Regions from separate parts of the Homo sapiens genome. Here regions 2 and 3 are each linked to region 1. The links are chromatin contacts, found by Hi-C or POLR2A ChIA-PET in ENCODE. All regions are on one chromosome and are shown on one strand. Each heading gives the region's core, a stretch centred on a gene start or an enhancer-like site at or near the end of the contact. The rest is flanking DNA. Distances are from core to core; before and after follow the strand shown.

Evidence for each region. Hi-C counts contacts between places; a loop is a spot of excess contacts on that map. ChIA-PET counts read pairs that join two places held with the same protein, here RNA polymerase II (POLR2A). Pooled maps may share reads with other maps.
Region 2: a loop to region 1 is called in a pooled map, with 4 times the contacts of the local background. The contact joins two enhancer-like sites. A Hi-C loop is called at or near these places in 2 of 50 pooled maps. POLR2A ChIA-PET finds 5 or more read pairs at or near these places in 2 of 52 experiments (Panc1 and activated T-cell).
Region 3: a loop to region 1 is called in a pooled map, with 2.9 times the contacts of the local background. The contact joins two enhancer-like sites. A Hi-C loop is called at or near these places in 2 of 168 maps with a recorded cell type or tissue (IMR-90 and gastrocnemius medialis) and 2 of 50 pooled maps. POLR2A ChIA-PET finds 5 or more read pairs at or near these places in 2 of 52 experiments (AG04450 and activated T-cell).

Annotation. Positions count from the first base shown.
Region 1 is chr6:14,909,063-14,912,253 of GRCh38, reverse strand. All of the region lies in intron 2 of LOC105374945 (a long non-coding RNA gene), which reads left to right. Among named protein-coding and RNA genes, the nearest start is that of JARID2-DT, 330 kb to the left of the region's middle. RefSeq lists enhancers at 822-881, 1,572-1,631. Within about 2 kb of position 1,438, at least 11 of the 41 ENCODE cell types and tissues checked have a DNase peak (open chromatin) inside an H3K27ac peak, as active enhancers do.
Region 2 is chr6:14,253,098-14,256,288 of GRCh38, reverse strand. No RefSeq gene overlaps it. Among named protein-coding and RNA genes, the nearest start is that of LINC01108, 31 kb to the left of the region's middle. Within about 2 kb of position 1,513, at least 2 of the 41 ENCODE cell types and tissues checked have a DNase peak (open chromatin) inside an H3K27ac peak, as active enhancers do.
Region 3 is chr6:15,452,252-15,455,442 of GRCh38, reverse strand. The region is part of intron 4 of JARID2 (jumonji and AT-rich interaction domain containing 2); the gene reads right to left. Among named protein-coding and RNA genes, the nearest start is that of DTNBP1-AS1, 92 kb to the left of the region's middle. Within about 2 kb of position 1,667, at least 7 of the 41 ENCODE cell types and tissues checked have a DNase peak (open chromatin) inside an H3K27ac peak, as active enhancers do.

The DNA of each region.
Region 1 (3,191 bases), core at 189-2,688:
TATCGAACCCACATCCAGAGCTTTGGATGTGAGATGAAGGGGATGGTAGCTGGGGGAGGCTAGAGGAGAAAGACAATGCAAACAATACCTCAGGCAATGGGCTAAGCACACAAACCGATTTAGGTGGACCAGAGGAGAAAAGAAAAAAGCCCCAACAAACCAAAAACAAAGCAATACTTCTTTCCTACTTCCTTCCTTCCCATGCGTCTCATTTGTGTTGGTGGAAACTACAGATTGATTACTGTTTTGGGGCCTCTGATTAAAAACTCACATGTGTAAGAGACTCAGCTTCGAGATTAGGAGCTTCTTTGTTGAACCGAGGCAATCTCATGTTATTAAACCTTCCCTCTCAACTTGCCACCTGCTCCTCTCCTTCCCTAGCCCTAAGACCCTGAACCCATCTCCCCTTTTATCTTTGTTGCCTGTTAATTCCTGTTTCCTCAGGTGGAGGGCTTGTTCTGGAAATTAAGGTTTTGGGGACAGGGTTCCTCACCTTCCTCTCTTTGGGTATAGGAGGGCAGTCCTAAGATTTCCATAATCACAGCTTTTCCTGTGCCTCCTGCACTTAACGACTGCTACCGTACATCTGACTTCTTAAATTCATGGCCTGGAACTGCAAGGATATTTGCTAGTGTGTATGTTTTGTCTGCAACTAGATTGTCAGATTGGGTGAAATGGGCTCTGTATTAGTCTGTTCTTGCACTGCTATAAAGAAATACCTGAAACTGGGTAATTTATAAAGAAAAGAGGTTTAATTGGCTCATGGTTCCAGAGGTTGTACAGGCAGCATGGCTGGGGAGACCTCAGGAAACTTTCAATCATGGCAGAAGGGGAAGGGGAAGCAGGCACGTCTTCTACGGCCAGAGCAGGAGGAAGAGAGACAAGGGGGAGATGCTACACCCTTAAACAACCGGACCTTGTGAGAACTCTCACTCTCACAAGAACAGCAAAGGGGAAATCCACTCCCATGATCCAGTCACCTCCCACCAGGCCCCTCCTCCAACACTGGGGATTACAATTCGACATGAGATTTGGGTGGAGACACAGAGCCAAACCATATCAGACTCCAAGGCCAATTTTAAGTGGCTCCAGGATTCTCAAATTCTAAGTGTTTTAAGTGCTCAGACAGAGGCATAGCAGGCCTTCAATACGTTTTCACGATTTTCACTTTCTAGGAGCCTTCAGAGTGACTGTCTAAGGAGTTTTCTGGTCAAGCGCCGGGGTAGGCATTGGCATTCTTCTCCAGATGAAAGTCAAGAGGCAGACAACACAGTGACCAATGCCTCATCCAAACTCCTGAGGCAGAGGAGAGTCCAACTGCCACTTCCTAACAATGTGAAGCCATGATACGAGGCCTAATAAACTTTCCCTGCAGTTTCAAGAGGATGTGGTCTCTTTCACTTCCTGTCCCAAACTGTTCTGCACTGTTGCGCCATGCAACAGCTGCTTCGGATCAAGCCACGGCCAAATTCTTGCTGGGGAAGAGCAGTGACATTTGGGGAACCACAGGGACAACAGGGAGCCACTTCTGTGGGTGCTGGAGACTCCACTCATAGGACGTCTGGACACTGATGTCTAAAGCCTAAAGGAGGACATTAAAATGTTAGATCGGGGAGGGGACAGATCCACCATTGTAATTTCAAAGGTGAAACTCGGATGTCCTGGAAGGAGGGTAGACAGACCTGCTTGTGACCTGCTAATCCACTATCACAAACTGTGCATGCTTTCTTATCATTTTACTTCTTTCATAAATAGAGGACAGGAACAAAAAGCCAAAAGGTTACATGAAGGAGCAGGTGAGAAATCTCTAGCTAGTTCCCATGGTACTGTGGAGCTAGTACCGCATCATACTGTTCATCATACTTTGCTTGTGTTGTGGAGAAAACTCAAGCATAGACAAGGTGTCACTGGCCTCGCTGTAAAATAACAGGCTGTTAATGAAGCAGCCGAGGGATATGGAGATGGTGTCTTCATCCCTGTGCTCACCTTTTCCCGAATGTACCTTTTTCCCTTTAATTTCCCTAAATGAGATGTGCCATAGAATGTACCTAATTTGTGTCAGGTCTATACAATGAGAAAATCATAATACATCCATGAATCAGGGTTCAGTTAATTTATTTCCTAAACATCTACATTTTGAACTAATTTCAGATCTACAGAACAGATGGAGTCTCGCTCTGTCATCCAGGATGGAGTGCAGCAGCATGATCTCTGTTCACTGCAACCTCCGCCTCCCAGGTTCAAGTGATTCTCCTGTCTCAGCCTCCTGAGTAGCTGGGATTACAGGCACCTTCCCTCACACCTGGCTAATTTTTGTATTTTTAGTAGAGCCAGGGTTTCATCGTGTTGGCCAGGCTGGTCTCGAACTCCTGACCTCAGGTGATCCACCCACCTCGGCCTTCCAAAGTGCTGGGATTACAGGTGTGAGCCACTATGCCTGGTCAGGGTCATGTTTTATATCAAAGATTTAAAGCACTTCTCAGTGTTTTATATAGAAGACTTATAATGTCAGTTTGTCTCATTATAGAGGATAGATTTTGATCACTTTATTCGTCTACCAGGTTTCTATATTGTAAAATTATTATTTTTCCCTTTGCAATTAATAAGTACAATGTGGGGAGATAATTCCAGACTATACAAGTATTCTGTTTCTCAACAAACTATTATCCATTATTTTTAGCATCCATTTATATTTTGTTGTTGTTGTTATTGTTGCCCAGACTGGAATTCAGTGGTGTGAACGTGGCTCACTGTAGCTCACTGTAGCCTTGAACTCAAGTTACAAGAGGATCCTCTCACCTCGGCCTCTTGAGTAACAGACTACAGGTGTGCACGATGCCTAACTAATTTTTAAATTTTTTTTTTTTTTGTAGAGATGGGGTCTCACTTTGTTGTCCAGGCTGGTCTTAAGTTCGTGGGCTCAAGTGATCCTCCTACCTTGGCCTCCCAAACCTTTGGGATTACAGGTGTGAGCCACCATGCTGGGCCCTGGCTTGATGATTCTTGAATGAGTTAATCATTATCACAGTAATAATCAAATGCTTGTTTTTCTAATTTTATTATTCACATTTATCAGCTGGCATTTCCTGTTAGCATGAACTTTCTCCTTTCCCTTATTTATTTCTTTCTTTATTTATATCAGCATGGACTCAGAGAATCTTTTTTCACTCAGTGGCTTATTATTCATTACT
Region 2 (3,191 bases), core at 264-2,763, 660 kb after region 1:
CCTTCCACTGTCTCATTCAGTTCGGGTGGCAAACCACACTTACTTGGACAAGTAAGCCCTTAGTTTTTAGTCTCCCTGTAAAAACTGTACATGTTCTGGCTCTGATGCCTTAAAACAAAAATAAAACAACGCAGAAGTCCTTTTCCCTGACACATGGTGAACATAACTCAGTAACACCACCTTATCTGGTGATCTCTGTTACTCAGTTTCATTCGGGAGCTGTGAAGTCACCTGGAACAATGTTTGGTGTACACTGTATAGGAATCCCATGGGCAGCTGTAGCGGGGAATATGGAAGAGAAGCAGTCCCAGTCATGCCTTGTAAGACACGACCTTACCTGTGGGCTTCAGGGCTGCAGAGCAGCTTCCATGCACACTGTCACACATGATGCCCAAAACACCATGATACACGAAACACGTATCATTAACTGCATCTTATTGATGAGAAAGGTAACACCTGGAGAGCTTCTACATTGCCAAAAGCTCACAACAAACACTGTAGAAGAAAAATTCAGGTTTTCTGACTCTTAGAGCAATCTTTTCATTTACCTCACCAAGCTGCTCTTGGAAACAAAGCAGTGGGGAAAGAGGCGTGATGGGGATGATAGCGCCCAAATGGGAATTTTTGCAGCACTAGGTAGGGACAGAGAGTCTAGACAACCACCAGCTCCCACCTCCTCCCCAGTCTATCTGGGAAACTTCCCTCCCTCATCTGCCCATCCATCTATTATAGATAGCCATCCATCCATCTCATTTTAAAGATGAAGAAACGGGCCCAGAGAGGTCAAATATCTTGCCCAGGATCACACAGCTGGTTAATAGCAGAGTCAGGACTAAAACTAACCTGAGCTCAATCAATTTTTTTTTTTTTTTTTTTGAGATGGAGTCTTTCTCTGTCGCCCAGGCTGGAGTGTAGCGGCGCAATATCAGCTCACTGCAACCTCCGCCTCCCGGGTTGAAGTGATTCTCCTGCCTCAGCTTCCTGAGCAGGTGGGATTACAGGCGGCCACCACTATGCCCAGCTAATTTTTGTATTTTTAGTAGAGACGGGGTTTCATCATGTTGGCCAGACTAGTCTTGAACTCCTGACCTCAGGTAACCCACAGCCTCGGCCTCCCAAAGTGCTGGGATTGCAGGCATGAGCCACTGCACCCGGCCAAATTCAAGTCTTCTGATGCTCAGTATTGACTATATACTGGGCCAATTCAAGAGAATGGCAGTATGATCTTTGGGTAAATTTGCTAATGTACTTTTTCCTTGTGTTTTCTGTTACCCGTGTCCCTCCCCTTTATTCTAGAAGTAGCTCGATATGTCATGCTTATCGCCTGAGTGAAGGAGGAAGATGCAAGAACAAAGTCACCCGAGAGGGTACGTGGGGTGTTAAATTTAAGTTTAGCTTAAAGATGCCTCCTTACATATTTTAAGTTCAGCCTAAAGGTTTCTTCATGCACAGTGAACTGTAACCTACCCGAATGTGTAAACAGACTGTAACCTACTCTCATGCCAATCGCTGAGTTTCTCGGCCAATCACAGGTGGCCAAATGCTCAAACCCTTTTCAAATAAGGCGCACACCGAGGTGTAACCAATCCAGCTGTTTATGTATCTCACTTCCATTTTCTGTACATCACTTTGCTTTCGCTTTCTACAAGTCTTTTTCAACCAGGCCTAGAGCCTCTCTGAACCTATTGTGGTTTGGGGGCTGCCCAATTCACAAATCATTCGTTGCTCAATTGAAGTTTGTTAAACTTAATTTGTCTGCCAGGCACATATTTTTGCAGGGGACAGGGAAATGTCCATATAGACAGTTTGGGTCACCTCAAATCAGCATGTCTGCAGCACCAGTATGGCGGTCCCATCCCATAGAATTCTGAGAAATAAATTCTGCTTCATCCAGTGGGAGGAATCTGCTTGCAGTCCACCCTTCTAGAACCAAAGCCCAGCACTGGGGCCTTGGACGACCCTATAGGTGCGAGGTCTGGGCCCTTCAAGTATCTGATAGACCCCGGCAGTAAAGAGTCAGACAGGGCCGGGCGCGGCAGCTCACACCTATAATCCCAGCACTTTGGGAAGCCGAGGCGGGCAGATTGCCTGAGCTCAGGAGTTTAAGACCAGCCTGGGCAACATGGTGAAACCCTGTCTCTACTAAAATACAAAAAATTAGCTGGGCGTGGCGGTGTGTGCCTGTAGTCCCAGCTACTCGGGAGACTGGGGCAGGAGAATTGCTTGAACCCAAAAGGCGGAGGTCGCAGTGAGCCGAGATTGTGCCACTGTACTCCAGCCTGGGCAACAGAGCGAGACTCTCTCCAAGAAAAAAAAAAGAATCAGATATTTCCCCAGAAAGGAAAAATGGGCCTATGGATGCTTCAAGCACCTGAAGAGGACTTAGAAATGTTCACAGAAAATACTTCAAAGTGCAGGGTCTCCCAAGGGTTAAGGCCTGGTGCAGGAGTCCTGTTCATCCAGGCCTCGGGGCAATACTGCACCAGATCAAAGAGGGGGAAGAAAGTCAATATGATCTTGGGGACTCAAAGCATAAAATGTATATGATGATATAAATGTAAGGTTTCCCCACCCTGGGACTGGATAGATTCCCTGGGTCTGAAAGTGAGGGAGAGGAGCATGGGAAGGGAGGGAGGGAAGACTGAGATGCTCCTGGCTCTTGAGTTTTGTAGGAAAGAGAAGAAGGAATAATACCGTGAGTGCAGAGAGGATCACCCTCCTGGGCCTAGGGAAAGCCTTGAGGGGTAGTAAGGCCCACCCACCCCCTACCTGTTTTCACCACCCCCTACCTGTTTTCACCATGCCTGGCAAGGTCAGGTACAGAGGAAATGTCGTGAGGTGTGTCTGGGGGGGCAGGCTGGAGGCAGCCTCTCAGAAGCTCTCTCCCCTAGGGTGTGCTGGGCCAGTGATGTGTTTTCTGTGCTCCCAAGAGGGTGCAGGCATGGCAGAGAGAAAGAGAGAGGAGAGAGGCAGACAGAACCTAAGAAGTAGTTAGCAACAAAGGCATCCTGGCAGAGAGCTGGGTGAGGAAGAAGGACCTCTCTGCAGAGGCCAGGACAGAGCCGTGAAGACACCCAGGTTCAGATGACCCTGCTCTCCTTCTCTCCACACCCTCTATATTTCAGTACTGTCTACCTCCTGGGGTGCAGATGTGACTTTGAAGAAAGAGAGGAGGATCCTTATCTGACTAG
Region 3 (3,191 bases), core at 418-2,917, 540 kb before region 1:
TAGGATGCCTACAGTTAGCAACACCCAGAAGGAGGATGTTGAATGTTCCCAACACTAAGAAATTATAAATGTTTGAGATGAGATATGCTGATTACCCTCATCTGATCACTTACATGTATCACAAAATCATCATGTGACCCATAAATATGTACAATTATTATTTGTCATTTAAAAAAAAAAATTTTAAGCCACGCAAGACCAAAGTCACAAATTAAGAGTCCCATATCACCATTGTTTTTTTTTTTTTTTTGAGACAAAGTGCCACTTAATTGCCAAGGCAGCAGTGCTGAGGCACAATCATGTCTCACTGCAGCCTCAAACTCCAGGTGTCAAGGATTCCACCGTGTCAGCCTCCACAGAGATGGACTATAGACGGCACAACCAAGCGCGGCTAGATATACCTGAATCACATTGCTGCTGATCCTTCAAAGATTCCTTTAGGGCAAATACATCCTTCTGAGTACACATCCCACTCGTTCTCCATTCCTGATCATCACACCACACTCTACCAGCCTCACAGTCTAGTGGCCATGTTCTTCTCTCTATATACAGCCAATCCAGCACAAGATTCTGTCATATTTAGTTCTCACAGCTTCCTTTCCATCTTCATACTCAACATGCAAGATCAGGAGAATCTTTCAGCCAAAATCTATGTAAAAACTAAGGCATGTTGGCTCATGCCTGTCATCCCAGCACTTTGGGAGGCCAAGATGGCATGAGAATTGCATGAGCCCAGGACTTCAAGACCAGCCTGGGGAACACAGCAAGACTCCTTCTCTACCAAAAAAAAAAAAAAAAATTGCTGGGTGTGGTTGCCTGCGCCTGTAGGTCTAGCTATTGGAGAGGTTGAGGCAGAAGGATGGCTTGAGCCCAGGAGGTCGAGGCTGCTTAGAGCCATGACTGTGCCACTGCACTCCAGAAGTGGACAACTTCTTATTTTGATATGAGACAAGACCCTGTCTCCAAAAACAAACAAAAAAGCTAATGGAGATAAACTGGTGGGAACCCCACCTACCTCGTATCTCCCTGTTTTCAAGGCTCAACAACCGACAAGGGCTACAAAATTTCTAACAAATACATTAATAACTCTCCTTTCTTATGTGTTAAGAATCACCAAGAACTATCCTATAATGTCAAAATTTCCCCCCCAACAATTCAGTCCCAAAGCCAATTAGTAAGGCAGGGCAATTGGGCAAGGAGAGGGGGTGAGGAGCAACCATATGGGGTGTCAGGGCTGAGTTTCCCATCGTGGGGGCAGCAGAGAAGCAGAGATGGGAGGTGGATTACACTGAAAAGACAGAGCAAGTAAGTATATTAAGGATTACAGGAGCCAAGTTCCTCAGGGATGAATGCACATGAACCTCCCTTAGTGTTAAATTGAAATTGGAGGTATGGCTGCTAACTCACGGATTTTAATATACACAGAACTTCGGATAGACCCTTATAAACATGCAACCTCAGTCTACTAAGAGCACCTGGGAGAAATGACATTCCCATAGTTCCCAGCATCCCTAGTGCCCAGATCTTGGCTCCTCAACAGCACTTATCCCTATAAGAAAGCAGTGCTCCTTGAAGACATGGCCAATTCCAGGACTGAGGGCGGGAAAGTACACCATGAGCCTGGAACATTTTGTTGTGCCAGAAGCAAGGCTGGAAGGATGACAGGGACATGTCAAATGGAATAAAAAGCCAGCCTGATGAGGATCCACGGATGAGGCGGTGATCTGGGACAATCTGAACATCAGAATACATAATAGGAGTAACAGATTATAACCCTTTGAATAAAATAGGAAGCCCATACGCATACAATTATGATAAAGATGATGAGAAGTATGTACTAGTTTCAAAGAATATCCTCTCTTAACACTTATACACTGCAAAGGCTGAGACGGGCAACTTTACTCCTAACAGGCCCACCACAGTCGAATGATCAGCATGAACACGAGTGTGGAAAGGGAAGGACTGAACTGTGTATCCCCACAGAGGACCCAACAACAAGGAGGAGGAATCACTTCCCTTGTGGCATTCCTGCCAAGAACACAAACCAGAATGTAATCATGAGGAAACACCAGGCACCCAAATTAAGGGACATTCTAAAAAATAATTGACCTGTAATTTTCAAGTGTTGAGGTCAAAGACAAACAATGAGGAACTCTTCCAGATTAAGCAGACTACAGACAATTAATGGCATCGCCTAATTCTGAACTGGGTCCTTTTGCTCTAAACTTGGACATTACAAAGCACCTTCAGAACAAATGTGAAACAGAGGTTTGAGGACTGCATGGGGGCCACGTATCACTGTGAACTTCTTAACTTTGACAGTTATAGGAAAATGTACTTATTTGAAGGAAAGACACACTAATGTATTGAGTGAGGGATGATGGGTGGAAACTTTTTAAGGTTAACTTAAAATCTGTCTGTAATAATAAATTATCAAAATATTTATCAAATAAAAGTGACTATGAACCTCAAGGTTTTCCCACAGATGTCCAATAGCAAAGGCCCTCTCCTTCTGCTCATTTTCTCTCAAATAACCTCACCCAAGGAACTCTCTGCATTCAGGACTTCCTAAATTTTCTATCATTCCTCCAGAAATGACTCCTTATTCTCTCAATCTTCTGTGTTCTTTCCTCACAGCTATTAGAAAACTTAGTAATAAGGAAACTGCAACAAACACTTTCACAAATAACTCTATTCAGCAGATCCCAAATCCACCTGGCCTCCGTTAACTGGTCCGAGTTGAAACATGGACCAGTATTTGCACTGTCAATTAGACTCTGAAAGTACCAGTACTGTTTTCCTTAACGTAATATAGGGCTGAGAGAACCGTAAGTCCCTCATCACCATGGCTTATTGACAGGCCTTAGGAAGCACAAAGAAAGGGGCCTTCACAGCCCCAAAGTCCTGCATCAAAAAAAAACTGCCTTACAAAACAAGTCAGCAATGTGTGTGTGTCAAGGTGGTGGTATGGTGCAGAGAAATCAAATTAGAAGTCAAAGTTAGAAACTGCATAATTGTGCATTGAGAAGCCAGGAAGTAGGGTGTTAAGAGTCATATTAAAAAGGAAATAAAACTTAACTGATGGTTCAAAAGCCACACCCAGCACACACTCTCTCGGTGGGATTTCTCACTTTCAATTCCCCCTCAACCCAGGTTGGGGACAGAAAAATGAACATGGCAGAGAGTAAAGC